Linked DNA regions of Homo sapiens: all the other regions are linked to region 5. Evidence: chromatin contacts called from ENCODE Hi-C or POLR2A ChIA-PET data. All regions are on one chromosome and are shown on one strand. The core of a region is the stretch at or near the end of the contact, and the rest is flanking DNA. Distances in the headings are between cores, read along the strand shown. Region 1 holds the start of PLAAT4 (phospholipase A and acyltransferase 4). Region 2 holds the start of ZFTA (zinc finger translocation associated). Region 3 holds the start of MARK2 (microtubule affinity regulating kinase 2). Region 4 holds the start of ASRGL1 (asparaginase and isoaspartyl peptidase 1). Region 5 holds the start of SLC3A2 (solute carrier family 3 member 2). Region 6 holds the start of PLAAT3 (phospholipase A and acyltransferase 3).

What was found. Hi-C counts contacts between places; a loop is a spot of excess contacts on that map. ChIA-PET counts read pairs that join two places held with the same protein, here RNA polymerase II (POLR2A). Pooled maps may share reads with other maps.
Region 1: a pooled map shows a loop between it and region 5 (2.6-fold over the local background). The contact joins the promoter of PLAAT4 here to the promoter of SLC3A2 in region 5. A Hi-C loop is called at or near these places in 1 of 50 pooled maps. POLR2A ChIA-PET finds 5 or more read pairs at or near these places in 2 of 52 experiments (A673 and H1).
Region 2: a map of ovary shows a loop between it and region 5 (3-fold over the local background). The contact joins the promoter of ZFTA here to the promoter of SLC3A2 in region 5. A Hi-C loop is called at or near these places in 1 of 168 maps with a recorded cell type or tissue (ovary) and 7 of 50 pooled maps. POLR2A ChIA-PET finds 5 or more read pairs at or near these places in 3 of 52 experiments (T-cell, activated CD8-positive, alpha-beta memory T cell and endothelial cell of umbilical vein).
Region 3: a loop to region 5 is called in a map of CD8-positive, alpha-beta T cell, with 24 times the contacts of the local background. The contact joins the promoter of MARK2 here to the promoter of SLC3A2 in region 5. A Hi-C loop is called at or near these places in 1 of 168 maps with a recorded cell type or tissue (CD8-positive, alpha-beta T cell), 1 of 37 single-sample maps with no recorded cell type and 12 of 50 pooled maps. POLR2A ChIA-PET finds 5 or more read pairs at or near these places in 1 of 52 experiments (WTC11).
Region 4: a loop to region 5 is called in a pooled map, with 2.7 times the contacts of the local background. The contact joins the promoter of ASRGL1 here to the promoter of SLC3A2 in region 5. A Hi-C loop is called at or near these places in 1 of 50 pooled maps. POLR2A ChIA-PET finds 5 or more read pairs at or near these places in 2 of 52 experiments (GM12878 and Panc1).
Region 6: a loop to region 5 is called in a map of ascending aorta, with 4 times the contacts of the local background. The contact joins the promoter of PLAAT3 here to the promoter of SLC3A2 in region 5. A Hi-C loop is called at or near these places in 1 of 168 maps with a recorded cell type or tissue (ascending aorta) and 7 of 50 pooled maps. POLR2A ChIA-PET finds 5 or more read pairs at or near these places in 2 of 52 experiments (Caco-2 and GM12878).

Annotation. Positions count from the first base shown.
Region 1 is chr11:63,535,375-63,539,542 of GRCh38, forward strand. PLAAT4 (phospholipase A and acyltransferase 4) reads left to right here and starts at 1,434. Exons shown (of 4, transcript NM_004585.5): 1 at 1,434-1,503; 2 at 4,142-4,168. The coding sequence starts at 1,495. RefSeq lists an enhancer at 1,333-1,382.
Region 2 is chr11:63,767,494-63,772,021 of GRCh38, forward strand. It overlaps ZFTA (zinc finger translocation associated), which reads right to left and starts at 1,282. Exons shown (of 5, transcript NM_001144936.2): 1 at 991-1,282. The coding sequence starts at 1,129. RefSeq lists silencers at 699-998, 1,219-1,268, 1,399-1,608, 1,629-2,098.
Region 3 is chr11:63,836,240-63,840,475 of GRCh38, forward strand. MARK2 (microtubule affinity regulating kinase 2) reads left to right here and starts at 2,871. Exons shown (of 19, transcript NM_001039469.3): 1 at 2,871-3,321. The coding sequence starts at 3,268. RefSeq lists enhancers at 1,557-2,545, 2,806-2,955 and a silencer at 2,966-3,205.
Region 4 is chr11:62,335,665-62,339,848 of GRCh38, forward strand. It overlaps ASRGL1 (asparaginase and isoaspartyl peptidase 1), which reads left to right and starts at 1,784. Exons shown (of 7, transcript NM_001083926.2): 1 at 1,784-1,910; 2 at 2,226-2,503. The coding sequence starts at 2,314. RefSeq lists an enhancer at 1,695-2,364.
Region 5 is chr11:62,879,492-62,883,439 of GRCh38, forward strand. It overlaps SLC3A2 (solute carrier family 3 member 2), which reads left to right and starts at 1,405. Exons shown (of 9, transcript NM_001013251.3): 1 at 1,405-1,956; 2 at 2,402-2,575; 3 at 3,417-3,508. The coding sequence starts at 1,533. RefSeq lists enhancers at 727-776, 1,146-2,037, 1,427-1,696, 1,681-2,880, 2,117-2,396.
Region 6 is chr11:63,612,526-63,616,826 of GRCh38, forward strand. PLAAT3 (phospholipase A and acyltransferase 3) reads right to left here and starts at 1,908. Exons shown (of 5, transcript NM_001128203.2): 1 at 1,860-1,908; 2 at 1,475-1,543. The coding sequence starts at 1,489. LNCROPM (lncRNA regulator of PLAAT3 mediated phospholipid metabolism) reads left to right here and starts at 3,783. Exons shown (of 4, transcript NR_199012.1): 1 at 3,783-3,887. RefSeq lists silencers at 1,961-2,040, 2,061-2,120.

The DNA of each region.
Region 1 (4,168 bases), core at 184-2,683, 660 kb after region 5:
TGCTTTGAGACATGGTTTCACTCCAGTTGCCCAGGCTAGACTGCAGTGGAGCAATCTCAGCTGACTGCAGCCTGACTTCTGGGTTCAGGCGATCCTCCCATCTCCGCCTCCCAAGTAGCTGAGAGTACAGGCACATGCCACCATGCCCGGCTAATTTTTTTTTCTGTATTTTTAGCAGAGACGGGGTCTCGCCATGTTGGCCAGGCTGGTCTTGAACTCGTGGGCTCAAGTGATCCACCTGTCTAGGCCTCTGGTTGGGTGTGAAAATATGGCCCAGTTCTGGCCAATGGAGAAGGGAACAGGTCATCTGGGGAACTGTGGGAAAGACTTAACTCCCTGAAAAAAAGACAAATGAGAATTATCTTTCCCTCCATCTTTTGGGCATAGCCAGGTAAAAATGGGCCACTCAAGGCTGCTACAGCCATGGGAGTCCCTGCAGGGCAACAGTGCAGACCCAGGACCAGTGCAATGGAGACAGCCTGCTGAGTCCTTGGTGACCTTGGTGAGCCACTAAACCCAACCTGAGTCACCCTCTTCCTGCCTTTCTGTTACCGAGACAATGGGTGTCCAGGCTGTTGAAGCCCTTTTGAGTTTAGTTCTGCTTCTTGCACCCAAATGCATTTTAATGGGGCCATGAGCTCCCAGGCTCCACATGGTCTAAGGTACCCCTCACCTCCAGGGCATCCCCATGGAATGAAACACCCCCTCTGGCCTTCTCCCAAGACTTCTGGCCCAATATTTTCTGGGTGTCTTTACAAGACAATGTCCTATGGGGTGCACTGGGGATTGACATCTCCCTGCCTCCGAATGCCTCCCCTTCCTGGAGTAGGAAGAGCTGCCCAGGGTTCTTTTTAGAAGAGACCTTTATTTTGGCCAGGTGCGGTGGCTCACACCTGTAATCCCAGCATTTTGGGAGACCGACGGGGAGGCAGATCACAAGGTCAAGAGATCGAGACCATCCTGGCCAACATGGTGAAACCCCGTCTCTACTAAATATGGAAAAATGAGCCAGGCATGGCAGCAGGTGCCTGTAATCCCAGCTACCTGGGAGGCTGAGGCAGGAGAATCACTTGAACCCGGGAGGCAGAGGTTGCAATGAGCCGAGATCGCACCATTGCACTCCAGTCTGGGTGACAAGAGCGAAACTCTGTCTCAAAAAAACAAACAAACAAACAAACAAACAAACAAAAAAGAAAAAAAAAGAAAAGACCTTTATTTCTCAAGCAAGGGCAGAAATTCAGGGCTCCCCTTCGACTCTGGCTGCTCCCAAGGTGGCTTTAAAGCACCAATGAGTCCATGGCTTGTGTAAGAAATGATTAGTCCTTCCATCTAGAGAAATAGCTCCTTTTTAAACAGTTGTCTCTTTTAAACAGTGTTTAGTATTTAAGTGAGGTTGAAACAGTGTCAAAAGGAAAGTGAAAGTGAAATTCTCTCCTTCAGCATAAAAGCTGATCCACAAACAAGAGGAGCACCAGACCTCCTCTTGGCTTCGAGATGGCTTCGGTAAGTTTCCCAGGGCTTTGCATTACTGACTCTACAGCAGTTGGGCAGCTCCCCCTAGGAAAGGCCTCAGTCCAGGCTCCTGGCCTTGGGCACACAGCTCCAGAGCTCGTCTTTAGAAGGCTGTCATGGAAAACTGTATTTGTCTTTTAAAAGTGCATCTGCCCAGCTGGACAGGGAGTCCTCTGGGCAGAGTCCACCTCCTCTGCGTAACTGGCACAGTGCGGGGAGCCCGGGACTCCCATGTAGTAGAGAGCTGTGGGGTGCCGGGTGTCAAATCTACCTCAGCCTGAGGAGAAGCCAGAGTGTGGGCAGGTGGGGGACTCTGGGTTGTGGGAAGCAAGCAAATCCCAACATCGTCTGCTTCTGCTGTGACTGGGGCTCAGTCCCTTCTCGGCCCCAAACGATGCTTTCTCTCTCCTCGTTCCTCTGTGGCATCATCCAGCCTTCTAAGGTGCATTCTAATCTCAGCAGCTTTCTGAAAACTGAAATTTCTCCTCCTATCAGCCCAGATGTACCGATTGGCAGAAGCTCTAGGGAGAGCAGGCTGAGCTCGGTGGTGTGTGACTAAAAAGGAACAGCGGGGCTCAGGCTATTACTAGAAACAAAACCATTCCGGGAAGGAGTCCTGCAAATTCTGGAGGGCAGCCCACTCCAACAGCACCACCTGATCCTGGGGAAGGGCTTTACTGCTGCCAAAACAAATCAGGGCTTTTAACAGGGAGCCCAGGCCAAAGCTCATATCTCACTGGCCACCAGCTGAGGTTGCCAGTACCTTGACTGTGGTTTTAGACATTCAGCATTGCAGTTAAAAGCCCCTCTCTCTCCCCACATGGAAACCATCTCCTGTGGTGCCCTGACATACAGAGGAGGAGCTGGGAGGGAGTCCTGGCCCTGCTCCTTTCTCCTCCCTCTTCCTTGTCTATTTCCTTGCCCCATTCTACGCCAGGCCCTTCACTGGGTCCTGGAGGTGCAGGGAGGGAGGAGCACACAGGATCCTGCCTGCCTGGAGCTCACAGCCCAGAGGGGCACAGGGAGGCACAGGGAATTGCAGCTCAACTTGACCCCTGCAGAGAGCAGCAGAGGCCCCCGGGGACCCAGGTCCTAGGAGTGGGGTGGCGGGTCAGCTGAGCCAGGCTGGGGCCATCAGGGCAGCTTCTCAGGTGAGGGGGTTTGAGGGAGGGGAAGAGGAAGAGTGGCTGCAGGGAAGTGATGGAGGCAGGGAGAACCAGATGTGCAGAGCAGCAGAGACCAGAGCCAGGGCAGTAGTGAGGGGCTGGGATGTCACTCAGTGGGCCTGTGGGTGCAGAGCCCAGGGAGGGAGAGGAGGGTGAGGAAGGGCCAGTCAGGAAGGGCCTGGGAGCTGCCCACAGGGTGTGTCCTGGGCCCTGAGGTCAGAGGACGGTCATGGCCAGATGTGCCCTTGGGAAGGCCACCATGGGTTCTGAGGAGTTGGATATGGAGTGGCAGGGACAGGAGGCAGGGGCTGGTCAGGGGGTTGTGGGGGTCACAGAGGCAGGCATGGGGCTGCCTGAACCAAGTCAGTGGATGGGATATTGACAAGCACACCAACAAGGAGAAGCTTCCGGAGTCCACATTGATTGGTTTTAGTGACTGGATATTGGCATGAGGAAGAGGGCAAAGGAGAGCAGACCCCAGGTCTATGATGGGACATCCTGGGATGAGGGAGGAGGAGGCTGTCACCCACTGAGGACAGGGACAGAGAGGGTGAAAATGGAAAAATCCTCCAGTCATGAGGCTGCTATGCCCTGGGGCAGGACATGGAGAAGTGGGAAGGAGGTGAGGAAGGGGAAGAAGGTGGCCAAGACAGGAACCAGGGTGAGGGGTGTGCAGGGAAGAACCAGCTCGGCCTCCTTCCAGCTGAGTGTTCTCAGGAAAGCCCTGCCACCTCTCTGATCCTCAGTTTCCCCATCTGTGCAATGGGATGATCATGCCTTCCCCTGGGGCTGTGGAGATGGTGCAGTTATTGTAGGACAAGTTCCCACAGAGGCCTGTTCTGTGAGTGCAGAGCCCCCTCAGTGCTGGGAGCTGGGGGGCCCCACAAGACCCCACTCAGGTCCCAGCAGGATGCTGTGAGCTCCTGTCTCCCAGGGTGTCATCTCCAAGAGATAGGTGTCCTGAGGCTGGATGGGGCAAGGTCTGAGGAGGAGGTGGCTCTTGGGGCCATGGAGAGGCACAGGGCAGGAGTGATGAGGAACTGAGGGTCAGTCTGCAGAGGGCGGAGAGCTCAAGACTCACCTTCCCAGCCTTGCTCCTGGCCTCAGTGAAGGTGCTGGTTCATGCAGGCTCTTGAGTCGGCCTACTGAGGAGCATGTGTACAATGCACACATGCACACACATCTGCATCCTCAGCATGCACACACACAGCACACACATGTCACACATGCGCCCAGACGGTCCTTCTGTCTCCCATCCCACAAGATCATTCTCCAGGCTTCCAGCCCCCAGTGCCCCCACTGAGAAGAGCCTCTGAAAGTGACAGCAGGGCTGAGGATCTCATGGGGCTAGCAGCTGATGAACATCAGCAAGGCGTCTCCAGGATGAGCTGCAGCTCCCCCAGCCAGGGTCTCTGCTGTTGCCTAGAAGGCCGGGTACTCCATCTCTGGCTTTTCTGTTGCAGCCACACCAAGAGCCCAAACCTGGAGAC
Region 2 (4,528 bases), core at 32-2,531, 890 kb after region 5:
CAACGACACTGGCTAGCTGGCTGGTCTCTAAGCATCCTTCCAGCGCTGGATCCAGGCTAGTCTAAGGTGGATTGGCCCTTTAAGAGCCGAAAAAGGGGGAGGAGCCGAGGTTCTTTAAAAACAAAAGGGGATGGGGCGTTTCTGGGAGGGGAGAGACCGGGAGGGGAGCCTGGAGATTCGGGCAGAGTCTCCCTGGCCTGGAGGAAACCCTCAAGGGTCTTAAGGCGTGACCCTGCAGCCGGGAAATGAGTCAACAGTCTCCTTTGAGAGCGAACGAGGAGGACTGGTTGGTTCCGCTAGAGCTGACAAATTAGGGCAAAAAAAAATTCTGAAAAGAAGGGAAGGGAGAATGCACCGGCCGGAGGGGTGCCTGCCTTTGTGGGCGAACCCATCGCTTTAAAAACTGCCCGCGGTGGGAAAAGATGGTGTGGGCCCCCGGGGCGCAAGCGATGCACTTTCCTAGGGAGAATGTGGGAGAAAAGAAAAAGGGTGCATGTCTCTCACAAGGCCACGAGACGAGAGGAGCAGCCCGATTTAAAACAGCAGAGTTCGGAGCTGAGCTCAGCTCCGCTGGGGAAAAGCCCCCGAAGGGGACCCAGGGTCTGGGCGGACTTTTGAGAGAAAGCCCGATTAGGGAGACCACCTGGGAGTCTGAAAGAGAAAGGGGCGGGGGCCAAAGTCCAGCCTCGCTCCGTGGCGCCCTGCCCCGTGGGGCCCCTCGGGCCTGGCCCCCAAGGCGGGGCGCTGCGGGCGGCAGCGGGGCCCTTTAAGGGGGAGGCGAGCCGCCCGAGCCCCGCGAGCCGACCCCGGGAGCTGGGCGGGGGGCTCCCCCGCCAGCCCTGCAGCCGCGCTCCGCGCCCACCAGGTGGCGCCCCCGGCCGCCCTGCCCGCGTCCCCCGCTTTGTTCGGCGGCGGAGAGGGGCCCCGAGCCGCAGCCCTCCCTTCCCCCACGCCGGGGCCCCCGCCCGGGCCGCCGGCCCCAGCTCTTACCGCCTTCGTCTTCCTCTGGCTCCGCGCTGCCGCTCGATCCGGCGGGCGGCAGCCGTCGGCCCCGTGCCGAGGCCACTGCTGGCCCGGGGCCGCCCCTGCCGCCGCTGCTCCGGCTCCGGTGGTCCCCGCCGGGCTCCATGCGCTGCGCTGCGGAGCGGGGCCCCGGGGCGGCGGGGCGCGGGGCCGCGGGGCCGGCGGCAGCCCGCGCGGAGCGCTCGCTGCGCGGGGCCCCGGGGCGCGGGGCGCATGCACGGGGCGGCCGGCCGCACGGACGGCAGGCTGCTCGCTCGGCGGCGCGGGCTGGACCGGGGTGGGGATTCCTGTCTGGGGCCCCTGGGGCTCCTTTAAGGGCTCCTGGGTAAATTTAAAGGGGCCGCGCGCTATTTCCTCCTGCCAGCTCGCGGGGGGCTGGGGGGAAAGGCGGGAGGCAACGAGCCCAGCCGAGGCTCAGCAGCCTGCGCCCGCTCCGGACGCTAGGGGCACGGACCTCGCCGCCCCCGCGGGCCCGCACCGCCGCCTGCGGGGCTCCGGTCCCGGCTCCCAAAGGGTCACTGAGGTGGCGAGGGGCGCCCGCGTCCGCTGCGACGCGCTTCCACCCGGGCTCGGCTCGCGGCCACCGCCCCCTCGGGGCATCTCAGCGCCGGGAGCGCCCGCTGAGGAGGCCGGGGTCCCTGCCCGGGGCTGCCTCCCGCCGCGCAAGCGGGTCGCGAGCTCCGTGCGGGCCCCGGAGCGGCCGCTACTGGCAGGGGCCCCAGATGGCTGCGGCCCCGCCGAGAGGGTGGAGCCGTGGGGGCGGCCGCGCCCCCTCCCGCGGGAGCCGCCCGGGAGCGCTGAGAGCTCGGGCTTCTCATGGGAGGGGCGGACAAGCGAGGCTCCCCCGAGCCAGCCAGGGGTGGGGGCGGCGGCCGCAGTGACTCGGGCTGGGGAGAGGGGCGCACAGCAGACCCGCAGAGAGCCGGCTGCGCCGGGGCCCGACCCTGCGGGCTGGAGGTGGCCCCAGGATGGAAGCCGGGAGGAGAGGGCGTGCGCGGCGGTGACTCAGGATCCTGCCCCCGCAGGCCTGGGGGTGCCTGACGAGGCCCTTGACGCAGCCCCAGACCCCCGGCCCGGCCCTAGGAAGCGAAAAATGCTGGCCCCGGGCGGGGTGTCGGGCACCTGGGGAGGCGCGTTACCACGGCTCGGAAGCGCTGGGCGGACCCTGGCTGCGGGTCCCGGGGCGCCCCCGGTCCCCCAGCTCCGGAGAAGCGGAGCGCAGGGACCCGGAGAGGCAGCCGGGGCGCAGCAGCCTGGGGTCCTCCTGCGAGGACCGGCGGGAGGAGCAGGTGCTCGCTTTGCCTGAGGTTGGGCGCCCACAACAAAGGCGATTCCTGGAGATCCAAATTACAGGGTGCGGGAGGCCTGCAGGGTCTTCTTATCTGGAGGCGGGTTTTGTTCCCTGCACTGGCGAGTTACCCAGCTGTCGCCGATGGCAGTTCGTCCGCTTGTCACCACCTACTGTGTGCCCGCATGCTTTCAGACGCTGGACACACAGCACTGAAAAACATGGGCAAGACCGATACTGCCTGTGACTTTCCTTCTCAGAGGCACCCACAGCCTCTGAAAAGGAAACCGCTCCAGCCTTTCGGGAGCCATGGGAATTAAATTACTTGGAACACAGGAAACCTGTCCCCGAAGTGCTTATGAGGAGGGGACAAGAACTAAGATTTCTTAAGTGCCTCTGGGCTCTGTCGCCGCGGAGATGTCCCGTCTCTTCCTCAGCCCCCATGTTGACGTGCTTGAGACTCCACCTTGGGTAAACTGAGTCTCCTTTCACAGCTCTGCTCTCTTCGCGGCAGGCCCTGCGCTCAGGGGGGCGGGGGGGGGTTGCACTTCCTCTCACCCACTGGGGTCAGAGGCCCTGATGCTGATGGGTGCCACGCAGGCCCTGAGATGGGAGATTCCTTAATTCATTATGTCCCTCATCTGTGCCAGGCCCGGGAACACAAAGGGAAAGTGAGACAGAGACCTGGGCTTCACGCACTTCTAAGTAGTATGGTTTAAAAAAAAAAAAAAAAGAAAAAGAAAGAAAGAAAAGAAAGGAAAAGAAGCTAAAAGAGCCTAATGTCCTAAAATGAAAGAAGCCTGTTCTTCTGGGGCCAAGGGCCCTTGTGCTTTATTCTAGTTTAGTTGCTCACTCCACAGAGAACCAATGCTGAGGGCCAGCCCCTGTGAGACTCTGGTGTCTGTCCTGCCAGTGCTCTGTGTGTATAAAAAGGGTAATTTTATTACCAGAAGAAAGGTATCAAAGCCACCTGGAGCCACCTTCAACAACCTCTGCCCTCCCCTTCCCACCCACATTCTGCACGACCTCAGGAACGGCTGCACGCTTGACAGTTCTAAAAGTTTCCCACTCACTACTTGATCCCCGCAGCAGCCCCGTGAAGCTGGAACTTTGTTGTCGGGATGAAGAAATGGAGACTCAGAGAGTCAAGAGCCTTGCGCAAGGCCATTCATTTATTTCTGCACTTCTTTTCTTGTTCAGAAAGCAGTCATAAGTGATGAGAACAGGGCTGGGGGTGCAGAGACTTAAGAATAACATAATGCAGTGGGGGGGTACCCCCCAACCCCACTGGGGGAAGGGGAAACCAATGGCAGTGAGTCAGGGCCACATTCTCACTTTCTCAGGCCTTAGGTGCTTTTGTCTTCATGAGGTATCTTCCTCTATTTAAAAAAAAAATAAAAATTTAAATAATTCAGTAGATTTTCATGGGCCCTACGCATTTATTTTTTTGATGTGAGAAAAAAAATTGTCTTTGACCCTTACATTTTTTTCATCTAATTTTAAAATAAAACATTTTCATGAGCCCCTAAAAGTACCTTGCACTCTAGGCACCAGTGCCTCGGTGCCCTGGGTCCCTGGCACTGATTGCAGTAGAGGGTGATAAGCACCAAGGAAAAGGGAAGCCCCAGGAAGGGTCACCCAACTGGGGAAGACTTCCTAAAGAGGGCATTGTTTAAACCAAAACTAGAAAGACCAGGGTATTGCCAGAAGGAGAAAGGGAACAAGGGTTTCCTGGCAGAGGCTGGGAAAATTCTGGATGAAGGAGGGTTTCAGGTGGGAGAGGGAGAAGAGGAAATAGAAATTGGCAGGGACTAGAGCCTTAGGTGCCACATGGAGAGTCTCAGTTTGTCCTGAAGGCACTGGGAATGCTGGGAATTGTGGACAATTATGGAGGCAGCTGGGAGAACGCTGGGGAGAGGGACAGCAACAAAGACCCATGTCAAGGCAGCAGCCCCAGGGCCAATGGAGAGGAGGCAAAAGATTTGAGCAGGGCCACAGCACATCATGGTGTAAACTTCACTGCATTGAGGAGGAAGAGAAGGAAGAGGTGGTGGCAACTGGAGGATGAATACCAGCTGAGTGAGGAGGAGGAGGAGAAGGAGGAGGAGGAGGAGGAGAAGGAGGAGGAGGAGGAGGTGGCAACTGGAGGATGAATACCAGCTGAGTGAGGAGGAGGAGAAGGAGGAGGAGGAGGAGGAGGCAACTGGAGGATGAATA
Region 3 (4,236 bases), core at 1,621-4,120, 960 kb after region 5:
GGGGTAAATGTGTGGCAATAATTCATCTTTGAGGAGAACTAGGAGGGTTCATGGATTTGAGTAGGTGAGATTTGAACTGGATCTTGAAGTGGTTCTGGAAGCTGAGGTGGATGATGGGCAATCATCTATCAGCTTGACCAAAGGCATGGAAGTGAGAGAGACTGGCAGCGGGGTAGGAGTTAGGGAGAAGTGTGATCAGTGATAGTTGGAGAGGTTATTGTAAGGCAATGTGAGGCCAGATTGAGCAAAGTTTTAAATGCAGGCTAAAGGCTTTTCCTACAGCCAGGACCAGCTACATAATTTGTGGGGCACAGTGCAAAATGGAAATGCATGGCCCCCTTGGTCAAAAATTTCAAGATAATGGGCCGGGCGTGGTGGCTCACGCCTGTAATCCCAGCACTTTGGGAGGCCGAGGCAGGTGGATCACTTGAGGTTGGGAGTTCTAGACCAAACTGGCCAACATGGTGAAACCCTGTCTTTACTAAAAACACAAAAAATTAGCCGGGTGTGGTGGTGGGCACCTATAATCCCAGCTATTCAGGAGGCTGAGGCATGAGAATCACTTGAACCTGGGAGGTGGAGGTTGCAGTGAGCTGAGATCGCACCACTGCACTCCAGCCTGGGAGATAGAGCGAGATTCAGTCTTAAAAAAAAAAATTTCAAGATGGTGACAGCAGAGCATTAATCCAAGCTCAGGGTCCACCTGAGCACAGGGCTCTGTGTGACTGCATGGGGTCGTGGGCCCAAGAAGCCAGCCCTGCCTATAACCAGTGAGGGAGCTGGTGATAGCTTTCTAGCAGAGCAGAGATGTTATTGGAGCTGGACTTTGGGAAGATTATTCTGACATGTCTGGTGCAGTAGGTTGGAGGGAGTCTAGGCGGGGAGACAAGCTCAGCAGCCTTGTGCAAAGCTAGCAAGGAAGAGAAAGGATAGGTAGGGTAGGGGTTGGGGATGAAGGTCAAAGGGCAGGGGTGAGGCAGGGGTTAGAGCTAGAGTGAGAAGCTTGGAGAAGATGGAGTCTATTTAGACGAGAGTGTGGACCAGGGAGAGACTGCTGGAACACCAACCACCAACTGCTTCCTCTCTCTTTTCCCTGCTTTCCAGACCCTGGCATTAGAGGTGATACCAGGCACAGGAATCAGCAACGTGTCTCCCTTTGGCCACCAGAGGGCAGATGATTCTCAAGGATCGAATTTGGGTTGGGGAGTGAGGTGTTCTCTGTCCTCCTCTTCTCTCTTTCCCTCACCTTCATGGGTGTGCCTTCACCTTCTTCCTCAACGGTTGGGTGCCTGAATAGAGCTGGTATGGGGCATGGGGAGCAGTGCTGAAGTCCCAGGATTTACTAAGAGTGTAGTGATACCTGTTGCCTTAGGAAGTACTTTCATACCCTGGTAATTACATCTGCTCAGATGCCTATTTCTCTGATTGATGGGATGAAGGCTGGCTCAAGATGCTGTAGCTGGGAGTTGGAGGTCAAGTAGCAGGGGTCCAATCAGCAGTTTTCCCAATAACTCCTGGAGCCTCTCTGCTCCTGTACCTTTGGGAACCTGTTGCCTGAGTCTGGTTTCTGACTCCTGCGGGGCCTCTGCCTCCTGCCCACCTTAAGCCACTGATGGGAGGGTGTGGTTCCAACGTGTTCCAGGTACTATGGGTGAGGACAGCTTGGCGCTGGGGAAATCAGCCCAGGATACTCCCTGTCCTTGGTAACGCAGTGTAAGGGGAAGTGAGGAATGGACTGCAGTTGCCATACAGACTTCCTGTTAGTCAAGGGCTCTCCAAAGCTGAGAAGGACCTCCGAGTTCATGAATCCAATGGCTTCACTTTACTGATGGGGAAAATGAGGCCCAGAGGAGGAAAGAAAAGAAACTTTAAATGCCTTATCTTGCAGAGGCATTTTAAAAGGTAACTGGAATTCAGAAATGTCATTTTGAATGTCAACGCAGGAGCAAAGGCAAAGGAAAGAGGAGCCTAAACTCAGTGATGTTATGTGATTTTTCCAAGATCACGCAGCATTGGCACTTGGCAGAGCTGGGGCTGAAATGCAGGGCCCTGGACGCTCCCGCATCCGGTGCAGAGGACGCTGCCCTGGGCCTGCCTGGGGCCTTGCCGAGCCCTGCGGACTAGATGCGGGAATGCACGGATGAATCCACAGAAGCCAAGATAGACGGTGGCAGACAGGCAATAGACTGATGCTGCATTTGACAGGTATATTGATAGGCTAGATGATAAAAAGAAGATGAATTTTATGAGCTGACCGACAGATGGACAGAAATGCAGACAGGAAGCTGCTATAGAACCAGAGGATGCCAATCACAGGGACGGCTAACAATCTTGTTTTGTATTTAGTCAAATCACAAGCACAGACAGGTGACCCACGCTTCCTGTTCAAGGTTTGAAAATGCCCGAAAACTGACGGAAAGACACGAAGCGAATCAGACTCCGAGAGCCACCCGGGGAAACGACCGGGTGCTCGGAGGGCCTCGGGTGTTGCCGGAAATGGCCGACGACCGCCCTCGGCAGGGCTGTGGGAGGGGGCGTGGCCGGCTCAGCACGCGGAGCAGCTTCGGGTATTTCCGGAAACTGCCGAAAGCCCCCTTGAAGTGGGCGGGGAAAGGCCGGTGGGCGTGGCTGGATGGCCGTGGACGGGGGCGGGGGGTAGGCACCCGGGGTCGCTTCGTGGATTTCCGTAAACAGAGCCGAAGCTTCGTCTTCGGAATCGAGGAGGAGAGCGCGTCCCCGGGGTTTACCTTCTTCGGCTGTTTCCGGAATTCACCCGTAGTCTGTGGCCGGGAGGAGAAGGCGCGCCCCACCTCCCGTTTCTAGCCGCTTCGGATGTTTCCGGCTGCTGCCGGCGAAAAGAGCCGAGGGCCGGCGGTGGTGGCGGCCATGTTGGGAGCAGCAGGTCCGGCGGCGGCTGCCTGTGTGCCGGGCGCGGAGCAGTGCCGCTGAGGGCAGGGGAGGAGCGAGGCAGGCGGCCGGCTGCGGCGGCAGAGAGTAGGCGGAGCGGCGCGGCCCGGCCGAAAGGCGGCACAGCCCAGCCGGGGGTCGGGGGGGTGCGGTCCGGAGCCGCTCGGAGCCGGCGCGGCCTAGCCCGAGCGGCGCATCCCCGGGCTGGCGTGAGCGGCTGCCCGGCCTCCCCGCACCCCCGGCCGGGGCCCATGCGGCGGGTGCTCCTGCTGTGAGAAGCCCCGCCCGGCCGGGCTCCGCGCCTTCCCTTCCCTCCCTTCCTCCAAGCTTCTCGGTTCCCTCCCCCGAGATACCGGCGCCATGTCCAGCGCTCGGACCCCCCTACCCACGCTGAACGAGAGGGACACGGAGCAGGTAAGGAGCCCCGAGGGCTCCCCGAATTCTCTGGCTGGGCCCTTTGCACCTTGCGGAGCCTCCTCCCTCTTCTGCTCTCCTCGTGCCCCTGCTGCCATCCTGCAAGCCTCGGCTGCCCTGTCATCCGGCTCCTGGCTCCGGCTCCGCACATCCCGCTTCCGAGTCCTGACCTGGGACCCACCTCGTCCTGACTCCAAGCTGCACACTTGTCTTTCTGCCAACCCCCGTCTCCCCTCACCGCCCTCCTGCGCTCTTCCGTGTCACCTCCCCAGCTTCCCTTTCTCTTCCCTTTTTCTCTCAGGGGCCTTTCTGGTCTTCCTCCACCCACGCTTAAAGCAGCCACCCTCCCGCTCCTCGAATAGCAGCACCCCGCGATTTGCCACAGATCGTTGTCCACCTCTCCCTTCGTCTCTCCTGCCTCGCTTCCCCTCCGCCCGCACCGGTTCTGCCAGTCTCTGGGTTATCACCCTCAGGGTCCTTGCCCTGGACTGCGCTCTCGATCCCTGGCCCCTTGCAGTTCCCCCAGCTTTTTCTACCCTGCTTCTTCGTTTTCCAAATTGTGCTCTCCCTCTTGCTTGCAACCCACCAGCTCCACCCTCATCACCTTTCCAAATCCTTCGCCTACTCTTTGCTCATCACTTTCCCTTCTTTGCTCCAGGAGCTCCCTGGATCCTGGCGCTGGCATTTGTCGCTTCCGTGTTTCCCCACAGCTGTCATGCGCATAGTTTTCCCACAGGTTGCGTTTGGGGTTCCAATCATCACTCCCTTCAGAGTCTTTGGATCCCTCTTGTTCTCTTCCCCTCGGGTTTGGCTTTTAGGTCCCTGGGCCTCTTGTTTCTCTCTGTGAGTGTTCTACCAGCCTTCTACTGGGCTCTTTCTCCCAACCCAAAGACACTTGGCCCCACCGTATTAACA
Region 4 (4,184 bases), core at 534-3,033, 540 kb before region 5:
CTGTGGTCACGTTTCGTCAGGGACAGTTGAATACAATCCTTAATCCATAAAATGATTGTTGATGGAACATCGTCTACAGAGGAGTTAGCCAGATTCCTTCTCCTATCCCACAGAGCCGGACAAAAAGATGCTTCCTCTTTCCTCCTCAAAGACCAGAAGTTTATTTTCTAGAGAATTTATCTAAGAGACTTTGGATTGGGATGGGGAATACGAAGCCCATCAGAGAAGTAGATAAACGCATGAGGCTGAGATGGGAGGATCAAATGGAAACCAACATTCTACCTGCTTGGGCCACCAGCCACCTTCCCCAGCCTCAGCCAGATCACTGAATTCCAGATCAATCAGGAAAAACAGTAGAGATGGGGTTTGAGTTAGGGCTAGGCATAGGGTAGGGTTCAGGTTCCTATAAATAGCTGAAACCAAATGATGGTGAGCTGTATTATGATGACACAACTAGGCTCACGACCAGTTGAGACGTGCTAAAATAACCCTCTTCCAAGAGGTGAGTGTGGGAGACAGAATAACGGCCCTCAAAGGTGTCACATCCGAATCTCCACCTGTGAACACTCCTCACATGGCAAAAGGGACTTTGCAGATGAGAATAGAAATTGTAAGAAAGGGAGATTATCCTGGGTTATCTGGGTGGGCCCAATGTCATCCCAAGGGACTTCCTTTAAGAAGGAGGCAGGAGAGTCAGAGTCAGAAAAGAAAATCGTGATGATGGTGACAGAGAGAGAAGTGACGTAGCAGCAGAAACAGGCCAGAGGGAGAGAGAGTTAAAGATGCTAGGCTGTTGGCTTTGGCAATGGAGGATGAGGCCATGAGCCAAGGATACAGGCAGCTTGTAGAAGCAAGAAAAGACAGATTCTCTTCTGGAGCTTCCCGAAGGAACTCAACCCTGCAGACCCAGTTTGAATTTCTGACCACCAGAACTGTAAGATAATGTGTGTTGTTTGAAGCCAATAAATTTGTGGTAATCTCTAACAATAGGTCACTAGAAAGGGAATGACTGATCCTTAGTGGGGTGCCAGGGAGAAGGCTTTGCAGGAGGGGTTCATTTAAACTGGGCCTTAAGGCAGGAAACGAAGGTAAAACAGGAGTAAAGGGAATTCCCAAGAGTGGTAAAATATGTTATCAGTTGTGGGTAAACAAGAAGGGAAAGGACTCTCCTATCCACAGGAGATCAATCACAGTTTGCCTGGATCTGTCCCTGTTTATGCCCATTGTCCCAGTATAATTTTTTTTTCTTTTGATTCGGAGTTTCACTCTTGTTGCCCAGGCTGGAGTGCAATGGCGCGATTTCCACTCACCGCAACCTCCGCCTCCCAGGTTCAAACGATTCTCGTGCCTTAGCCTCCAGAGTAGCTGGGATTACAGGCATGCGCCACCACGCCCAGCTAATTTTGTGTTTTTAGTAGGGACAGGGTTTCTCCGTGTTGGTCAGGCTGGTCTCGAACTCCCGACCTCAGGTGATCCGTCCGCCTCGGCCTCTCAAAGTGCTGGGATTACAAGGCATGAGCCACTGCGCACAGCCTAGCGTTGCTTTTCAATCTGCAATTACAAAATCGTGGCATGCCACTTCACGCTTCTCGCCACCAACCCAACCACCCAGCCCCTAGCCTGGTCAGGAGCAGGAGGTTCCCCGCGTGCCACCAGGAAGCTCGGGCCGGCCAAGAGCGTAGACTCTTGAGAGGAGTGAGACAGGTGCGCGCCAGCCGGCCTTCGGGGCTTTATGGGAACTGGGCCGTGCGGCGGTCCCGCCCTCGTGCGCAGGCGCAGAACCGTTGTGACCAGAGCGGTTGCGGGCTGAGCGGTTTCGAGCCGGCGTCGGGGAGCGGCGGTACCGGGCGGCTGCGGGGCTGGCTCGACCCAGCTTGAGGTCTCGGCGTCCGCGTCCTGCGGTGCCCTGGGTAAGTCGGCGGCCCTCCCGGAGCAGCCGCCCGAGACGCGGGAGGGCGAATGAAATAAACGAAAATAGACATTTTCCCGAAGGCGAAATAGACATCCTCCTTCGGCGCCGGGGCTTGGAGGCGGGCGGCGGTGGGCGCGGGTTAACGTCCCCGGGGAAACTGAGACCCCCAGCAGGTCCGGGCCGGGGGCGGAGAGGAACGCGGGAGGGCGCCGGGCCCCTGGGCTTTTCGTACCAAGCTCGACCGAGCCGCCCCTACCCACCCCCAGCTGCGAACCCAGCCGTTCAGAACAGAGACTGGGCATTGTCCCCACAGGGTCTCCCGAGGACCTTGTACCCGCGCGGCTTCCTTGGGCTGGCTTTGGACGACGCTTTCGCCTTCCTGCTGCCTAGGATCCGCCGACATGAATCCCATCGTAGTGGTCCACGGCGGCGGAGCCGGTCCCATCTCCAAGGATCGGAAGGAGCGAGTGCACCAGGGCATGGTCAGAGCCGCCACCGTGGGCTACGGCATCCTCCGGGAGGGCGGGAGCGCCGTGGATGCCGTAGAGGGAGCTGTCGTCGCCCTGGAAGACGATCCCGAGTTCAACGCAGGTAAATGTGCCTTTCAGCTAGTAAATAATGTGAGTCAGGTCAAGCTCCTTCTTCAGAATAAATAGAACCTACATAGTGTTAGGGAATCTAATGAGCTTTGGGGTGAAACTAAGTATGTAAAAAAGAAACAATATTTAATTTTTCTACCTGTGCTGAAAAGAGTCAAACGCTAAAATATTTGTAGAGATTTATACTGAGGCAAATATGAGTGACCAATGGCCTCTGATACAGCTCTTGGGAAATCCTGAGAATGTGTGCTTCTGGAGAGACATAAGATGTCAATCAGTACATACAAGACATACATTGGTTCCATCTGGAGAGGTGAGACTACTGGGGGAGGGGGAGTGGTTTCCAGGTCATAGTTAAGATTCAAAGATTTTCTGATGAACAATTGATTTAAAGTTTTGTCCAAACACCTGGAATCCACAGAAGGGAATGTCTGGATTATATAAGGACTTGTGGCTGCAGATAGAATTAATAGAAGGCGGTTTAGCACGGTGGCTCACGCCTGTAATCCCAGCACTTTGGGAGGCCAAGGCGGGTGGATCACCTGAGGTCAGGAGTTCGAGACCAGCCTGGCTAACAGGTGAAAAGCCACCTCTACTAAAAATACAAAAGAAAAAAAAAAAAAGCCAGGCGTGGTGCTAGGAGCCTGTAACCCCAGCTACTCGGGAGGCCGAGGCAGGAGAATAGCTTGAACCTGAGAGGCAGAGGTTGCAGTGAGCCGAGATCACTCCAGCCTGGGCGACAGAGCGAGACTATCTCAAAAAAAAAAAAAAAAACTGAAAAAAGAAGGGAATGTCTGCATTAAGATAAGAGGTTGAGGAGACCAAGATTTCCCTTAGGCAGAGGAAGTCTCCAGGTAGCAGTCTATTGAGAGAATAAATTGTAAATGTTTCTTATCAGAGTTGATTCTCTCCTGAATCAGGAAAAAGGCCTAGAAAAGGAAGGGGATTCTCTTCAGAATGTAGATTTTCCCCACAAGAGATAGCTTTAGCTTTGCAGGACTATTTCAAGATATGGCGAAGAAACGTAATTTGGGGTAAAATACTTCACTTTCAGGGCTTGCTATCTGTCATGTGATGTCATACTAGAGTCCCGCTGGAATTTGGTATCTTATTGCTACAAAGTCTGCTTTGTCAGTCTTAAGATCTGTTTTAATGTTAGTGCTGGTCAGCTGGGCCTGAATTCCAAAAGGGAGGAGGGAATAATGAGGCATGTCCTACCTCCCCCGACAAGGTTCCAAAGTTTTCAGGTTAACTTTGGAGTGCAGAGTGTATTCCTTTGTGTTTCGCTTCTTTCACTCAGTCCACCCTTTTTTGGAATACTAATCATTATAGCTAATATGAGTATCTACCATGTATCAGGCAGTGGTCTAAGAAATTTGCTTGATTTATTGAATCTGAACATTAAATGAGTTGATCATGTAACTCTCTTAAGTTGGTTAACTTGTGTTAAACTAACTCAAGTTAACTCATAATGAACATTAAATGATTCACTTATGAGTTAATCACTTAAACTCAGTTGAGTTAAATGAGTTAGGTATAAGTTAGGCATAATTATTATCCTCATTTCTCAGATCAGACTAAGGCATAAACAGATTAACTTGGTGGAAGACATTCATCTCTTTGTTTTAAAATGGCAAACCTAAGATCTAGGCTAGAGATTGAAATACTTCCTG
Region 5 (3,948 bases), core at 155-2,654:
CTTATTATCTTTGAGCACTGGTCTGAACCCACTTGCTTGCCTTCTCCCAGGGGCTGCCCCGTGCACCCCTTGTTCCTAGGGTGGGGATGGGGTTGGATGCCTGGGGTTGCAGAGGGGACTAGCAGAGGGTGACCCTTTTCTCTATGCTATTACTTCAGATCTTGGCTTTTGCTTTCTTCCAAATACACAGCAATCTTGGCTTCCAGCCTAGGTGGGAAAGGGAGAAAGAACCGATTTCCTCCAGCTCCTCTCTGAAAGTAGCCCAACTGGCACTGTTTAGGAACAAGGAGTTCCTGAGAGTGTTGGCACCCCACGGTGTTGATGTCCGGTAGTTCCCTGCTGTGAACCCTGTCTCTGCCCCACTTCAATCCAAGGACCCTGTGGAGGGAATTCTAGGCTTCTTCAAAGCCTCTGCAGTACCAGCTGCCTCCAAGGCCTAACATAGTGAAGTGATAGGGAGACAGGACCTTGGGGGAGTTTGGGGATAACTGTGGGAGTTCCTGCAAGGTGGGTAAGAGTCTGGCCATGGCATCTTCTGGTCTATTCCACAAAAAAGGTGGATGCCTCTGAGACCTAGCTCTGTTATGTTCATTACAGCCCTATCAGTCTCTTCTGGATGTCTGATTCCTAGCTGCCAAACATCCAGGTGCTAGCAGCTGGGGGTGGGGTAGGATAAGAAGGGGGGTGTCTACCTCAACCTTCCTGCCCAAACCATTCATTTTAAAGTACTGTGAAGAAGGCTGGATTAGTGTTAAATTCAATAAAGTTAACAAAGCAAAGTATTGTAGTGAGTACACAATAAATAGTTGCTGCATGAGGAATTTCTTGAAATGAATTCAAGATGAGTCTTGAAAAACGAGTGGGAGTAAGCCGTGCACGGAAGCAGAGGTCTAGCAGAGGTCTAGCGCCAAGTCCCAGAGGCCTGAGAGGGCAAGCCTTGGTGGGGGAAAAGGCAGAAGTTGTGACTGGCTGCCTCTGAGAGTGCAAGTAGCCATGCAAAGTTGGGAAAACCAGACGGCGGCCGGAGCCGTGAACCAGGGGCAAATGGAGGATGGTGTTGGGGTAGTCACTAGCCTGCCGGAATGGAAGAAGAGGGGCGTTTGGGGGCGGTAAGGCCTAAAGGACACTGGAGGGGCCTCGGGATTTGGGGCAGGATCACAGGCCTAGTCCACTTAAAGGTGGCTCCGTGCCAGGCCTTCCCAGAATCAGGTTGAAAAGAACTTTAGGGTTAGACAGGTTGGAGATGAGAAATTGGACCATGCAGGAAGTACTGTCGGAGGCGTGTTCCTGACTTTACTACCCTGAGCCGCCCACGGCTGGGGCAGTCCCCGAGGTTCCACCTTAAGGGGCGGGCCGGGGCGGGGCTCCGCTGCCCCTTCCCAGAGGCCGCGCCTGCTGCTGAGCAGATGCAGTAGCCGAAACTGCGCGGAGGCACAGAGGCCGGGGAGAGCGTTCTGGGTCCGAGGGTCCAGGTAGGGGTTGAGCCACCATCTGACCGCAAGCTGCGTCGTGTCGCCGGTTCTGCAGGCACCATGAGCCAGGACACCGAGGTGGATATGAAGGAGGTGGAGCTGAATGAGTTAGAGCCCGAGAAGCAGCCGATGAACGCGGCGTCTGGGGCGGCCATGTCCCTGGCGGGAGCCGAGAAGAATGGTCTGGTGAAGATCAAGGTGGCGGAAGACGAGGCGGAGGCGGCAGCCGCGGCTAAGTTCACGGGCCTGTCCAAGGAGGAGCTGCTGAAGGTGGCAGGCAGCCCCGGCTGGGTACGCACCCGCTGGGCACTGCTGCTGCTCTTCTGGCTCGGCTGGCTCGGCATGCTTGCTGGTGCCGTGGTCATAATCGTGCGAGCGCCGCGTTGTCGCGAGCTACCGGCGCAGAAGTGGTGGCACACGGGCGCCCTCTACCGCATCGGCGACCTTCAGGCCTTCCAGGGCCACGGCGCGGGCAACCTGGCGGGTGAGTGCAGCGCGCCCCCGTCCCGGGTACCTCCGGTTGAATCTGGTGGCTTGCACCGACCCCCTCCCCTGTCCCCAGACGGATCTAGATGGTTCTTCCCTCCATCCCGTACCGACGACTGTTCCCCCTTCCCCCACCCCCTCCCCGGCACATTGTCCTTCCCTCCTTTCTTTGAAGAAAGCCGACCCGCCCCTCACTCCGTCACGAGGGTGGGTGACTCAGCGTCCTCCTTCCCCGCGGCGCCAGAAGCCAGTTGCAACCGGTTTCTGAAGTAATGTGCAGGACTCCTTACATCAGCTCCTCTGAGTCTCGTGATTCAGCCTTGCCTCCCTCTCTCCCCCTTTGCCCCCTCCCCGTCCCACCCTTAGGCGCTGGGAGAAGGGAGGGTGGGGAGGTCAGGGGCCTCTCAGAGGGGCCTCACTTGTTAACCCAGCCCCCATTTCAGGTCTGAAGGGGCGTCTCGATTACCTGAGCTCTCTGAAGGTGAAGGGCCTTGTGCTGGGTCCAATTCACAAGAACCAGAAGGATGATGTCGCTCAGACTGACTTGCTGCAGATCGACCCCAATTTTGGCTCCAAGGAAGATTTTGACAGTCTCTTGCAATCGGCTAAAAAAAAGAGTGGGTATCCTGGGGTTCCCAAGGAAACAGCTAGAAAGGACTTGGCCAGAGGAAAAGTAGGCTAGAACTTTTGTCTGGTTTCCTGCTAACTGGCTCTGAGTTTTCCTAGGGCAGGTAGAGGGGAGATTTGTTAGTCTTCAGCCTAAAATGGATTTGTCCAGTCGTCTGGGGGCTTTCTACTTGGCTGTGGAATCTTGAGCAGGTCATTTAACTTCTGGGCTTCAGTGCCCTTATTTGCAAAATATAGATATTTACTAAACCAGTGGTTTTAAACTTGTAAAACAGTAGGTTTTTTTGGGGGGGGGGAATCCCAAATATTGTTTTACGACTCGATATAGACACATGTTTAAAAAGGTTCACTTTGGGAGTGGGGAACACAGGGGCCACTTCTCTGCACTATAAACTTTCTGCCTTCCAATATCTTTTTTTTTTTTTGAGATGGAGTCTCACTCTTGTCACCCAGGCTGCAGTGCAGTGGAACGATCTCAGCTTACTGCAGCCTCCTCCCCCAGGGTTCAAGCGATTCTCGTGCCTCAGCCTCCTGAGTAGCTGGTACTACAGCCGTGTGCCACCACACCCAGATAATTTTTTTATTTTTAGTAGAGACAATTTTCAACATGTTGACCGGTCTGGTTTTGAACTCGCCTGGCCTGCCTTCCCATATCTTAAGGCCCTTCCTTGCTCACATCTGTTTCAATGGAATGAATTTTGCCCGGGTTCAAATTCAAGCTTTTGTACCAAGTAATACATAGGAAACACTCAGTGACTTGCATTTGTGATTTCCTTATTTTCCCTTAACTCATAGACTGTCTCATGATTGCGTCTTCCTCCGTTGTTTTAGGCATCCGTGTCATTCTGGACCTTACTCCCAACTACCGGGGTGAGAACTCGTGGTTCTCCACTCAGGTTGACACTGTGGCCACCAAGGTGAAGGTGAGTGTTGGAGCTGATGGCTGGTGGAAGTCAGATGCTGGGGCTGGGACAGTCCTTTCACAGCAAGCCCTGTAGACCCAGCCTGACTCCAGCTGAGGGTCCCTTTGCTCCTTAGGACCAAGGAGGAATGCCTCCTCCTATAGCCAAAGGATAGGCCAATAGCACACCTGTTTTTCTTGTTCCTTTTCTGACCTCTTATTTTTCTTATTTCCTTGACTCTGAGGATGAGACAGTGCCAGGAAGGGACCTTCTCAGAAGTCAGTCTGGAAGTTTGATTTTTCTTTCTTTTGGGAGAGGAAGCCCTTTCTCTGTGAGAATCCTGTCCTGACTGGTTTCCCAGTTCTTGTTTGATGTGTTTGGAATAGAGCCCAGTCTGAAATTATAAGCACTGGGGTACTCCTATGTGTCTGGGACTCTATGCCAAGTATTTTATAGATGTT
Region 6 (4,301 bases), core at 658-3,157, 730 kb after region 5:
TCTTCAATCAACTGGGAGCAAAGATGGACTAGTAGATATAGCTCCCCTGAATACTGACCATGAATATGCAAAGATTGATTTTGACAATGTCATGGACAACTTTTCAGAAGTTTCAAAAACAGAAGTTGTAGTGTTACTATTATTCATCTCTGATACCATCCTACATCTAAGTTTTTCCTTTTTTCAAAAATACATTAATGTGATTAAAACCTACTAATCCATTTTTTTTCCTGCTTTTGCACTCACATTTACTTTTTCATTTTTAATTTTTTTACTCTCATGATTACATATATAAGGTTTTTACTGTCATGATTACATATACGAGGTTCAATAAAAGAAAATGCTCACTGTGTTTCTTTCTGGACATTATTACTATTCATTGCATGATTATTGCTAAAAATAATGTTATCAGATAGAGAATGATATTAAAAAGTGACCACTCCAGGTGTCAAACAAACATGCCAGATACACCCTGACACCAGGCAAAACTCTTTATATGGACTGAGATAATAACAACAGTGAATTATGGTTGAGCACTCAAAATGTGTGCTAGGCATTGTTCTGGGCACTTTCTGAGTATTAAGTGATATAATCTTCACTCTGCGGCAGGGCTCGGTGGCTCACGCCTGTAATCCCAGCACTTTGCGAGACCGAGGCGGGCGGAGCACGAGGTCAGGAAGTCGAGACCATCCTGGCTAACACGGTGAAACCCCGTCTCCACTAAAAATACAAAAAATTAGCCAGGCGTAGTGGCGGGCGCCTGTACTCCCAGCTACTCGGTAGGCTGAGGCAGGAGAATCGCTTGAACCCGAGAGGCGGAGGTCGCAGTGAGCCGAGATCATGCCACTGCACTCCAGCCTGGGTGACAGAGCGAGACTCCGTCTCAAAAAATAAAAATAAAAATAAAAATAAATAAATAAAACAAAACCTTCACTCTGGGAAACAGTGGATTTGAACTTGATGAGAGTCTCACAACCAGATGCTCAACACTAGGAGGGTCCACCTCCAAATCCCATCCTCTGAATCCCTCTGCTGCGGTCCGGCCAGGCGGAAGGGGGGCAGTCGCCAAGCACAGTTAACGCTGGGACTCCGCTGGCAGGGCTGGTCATGGGATGAGTCAGCTGACATAGCCCCCAAGGCCTGTCCCGCTGTCCGGGTGTGGCTCCGGAGGGCAGCGCCAGATTTCTGCGGACAGACCTGCCCTGGCCACCTCCCTCCTGAGGGTCCCGCCTTCCGCTGGGCGCGTTTCAGGCAGGGCGCCCCCACACCGGCCCCCGGAAGGACGCGCCGAGACAACTCCCAACAGGTGCGCGCCGACCCGCAGCTGACACCGATGCCTCGCAGCTGACAGAGGTGCGGGCCCCACATCCTCGAGGCTCCTCTCTCGGAAGCAGTAATTCAGGCTCCGAGACAACGAGTCCCCACTAACAGGGGGCTCCCAGCCCCGCCCAGCCCCGCCTCGCCCCGCACTTACAATGGGCGCACGCATCTTCCCTCGCGGTGTGGACCCTCAAGGCCAGGCTCGATTTCGCTGCGTAGATGTCTGAGGCAGGGGGAGCAGGGATTTATTGTCATTAACAGGAAACTGCGTCTCCAGACCCCACGGGACTGCGGCTTCTGTTGGGCAGGGCGTGAGAGGCGCGCCTCGGACCCCAGGAACAACCACCTCGCTCCCTTTAACAACTTTCTCGCCGGGGCCCGGCGGGCGCCCAGGAGGCTGCAGGTGCCAGCGGGCGGCTCGGCAGGCTAGTCTACACCCGCCCTACCCAATTAGATCTCTTCCTCGCGGAAGGGGAGAAGCATCCCAGGCACCTCGCCCGGCCTTATCGCACCCTTCCAGGAAGACCCGATCCACCCACCTCGCGGTCTCGGAGGCAGCGCTGCAGCCCCAGCAATTGGACCGGGTCTAATGGCCGCGGTGGCCGGGCCGGCGTGAGGTCACCCGGCCCCTCCCCGCGCCGCCGGCTAATGAGAGCCTCGCAGAGCGCCCGGCCCCGGTCCCGAGCCCGGCGACTGCAGGACGCCCGCGCCCCCGGCACCGCCTCTTCCCGCCTCACCCATGCCCTGCGCGCCCAGCATCCAGGAGTCGCACACACTCGACCTCTGCACACACATCACACTGCAGGGCCATGATGGGTTTACTTTCGCCTTCACTCAAGAATGGGCTTATAGTTTAAAAACTGAAGGAGTTAAAAATATACCACCAAGGGCCGGGCGCGGTGGCTCACGCCTGTAATCTCAGCACTTTGGGAGGCCGAGGCGGGCAGATCACGAGGTCAAGAGATCGAGACCATGCTGGCTAACACGATGAAACCCCGTCTCTACTAAAAATGCAAAAAATTAGCCGGGCGTGGAGGCATGCGCCTGTAGTCCCAGCTACTCGGGAGGCTGAGGCAGGAGAATCACTTGAGCCCGGGAGGTGGGGGTTGCAGTGAGCCAAGATCGCGCCACTGCACTCTAGCCTGTGCAACAAAGCGAAACTCAGTCTCAAAATATATATATGTGTGTATATATATGTATATATATGTGTATATATATGTGTGTATATATGTGTGTATATATGTGTATATATGTGTATATATGTGTGTATATATGTGTGTATATATGTATATGTGTATATGTGTGTATATATGTGTATATATGTGTGTATATGTGTGTATATATATGTGTGTATATATGTGTGTATATATATGTGTATATATGTGTATATATGTGTATATATGTGTGTGTATATATATGTGTGTATATATGTGTATATATGTGTATATATATGTGTGTATATATGTGTGTATATATGTGTGTATATATGTGTGTATATATGTGTGTATATATATGTGTGCATATATATGTGTGTATATATATGTGTATATATGTGTGTATATGTGTGTGTGTGTGTGTGTGTGTGTATATACACACCACCATGGCATATTGGCTGTTTTGAATTAAAGGCATTTAAAACTCAGCAGGTGCAAGAAGACCCCTTTTCTGTGTCTTAAAAGCAGATGAAATTTCCATGTTGAAGGACACCTTCCTTATACTAGAAGAAAAAGCAACATCCTTATCCTCAAAGAGGAGATGTTGAGACGGAAAGAATTCTGTACAGACCTTGTTGAAATAACTTTTTTCATTTTTTACTTTTTGGGGTTTTTTGTTTTTTTTTTTTTGAGACAGTCTCACTCTGTCACCCAGGCTGGAGTGCAGTGGCTCTATCTCAGCTCACTGCAACCTCTGCCTTCCGGGCAAGCGATTCTCCTGCCTCAGCCTCCGGAGTAGTTGGGATTACAGACGTGCACCACCGCGCCCAGCTAATTTTTGTATTTTTAGTAGAGACAGGGTTTCAGCATGTTGACCATGCTGGTCACGAACTCCTGGCCCCAAATGACCCACCTGCCTCAGCCTCCGAAAGGGCTGGGATTACAGGCGTGAGCCACCACTCGGCCCATTTTTTACTTTTTAATTGACAAAAATTGCCACGTATTTGTCATGTACAACATGTTGTTTTGAAATATGTATACATTGTGGAATAACTAAATCGAGCTAATTAACATATGCATTACCTCACATACTTCTTTTGTGGTGAGAACACAAAACCTCTCCGTAATTTTCAAGAACATAGTACATTGTTATTTACTATAATCACCATGTTGTGCAATAGATCTGGTGAACTTATTCCTCTATTCCTCCTAACAGAAATTTTGTACCCTTTGACCAACATCTCCCTGACACCCCCCTGTTCCCCCCAACCGCCGTAACTGCCATTCTACTCCCTACTCGTGGGTTCCATTTTTTTAGATTCCATATATAAGTGAGATCACAAAGTATGTGTCTTTCTGTGCCTGGCTTATTTCACTGAACGTAATGTTCTCCAGGAAAATAACTGTTATCTGGTAAGCCTCCCCACATAATTTAGTTGCATCTTTTTAATTTTTATTTTTATTTAAATAGAGACAAGGTCTCAAACTCCTGGACTCAAGTGATCCTCCCTCCTTGGCCTCCCAAAGTGCTGAGATTACAGGCGTGAGCTACCGGGCCCCGCTCTTAGTTGCTTCATTACAACTTACTATTCTTTGTCCAATTCGGTGTAGAAGTAACTGACACCAACTACTTCTTTGGGTCTTCATTTCCTTATGAGGGCTCCTGTGTTGCAGGACGCAGAGGAGTAGAGAGACCAGTATAGGCCGGGCGCGGTGGCTCACGCCCGTAATCCCAGGACTTTGGGAGGCCGAGGCGGGTGGATCACGAGGTCAGGAGATCGAGACCATCCTGGCTAACACAGTGAAACCCCGTCTCTACTAAAAATA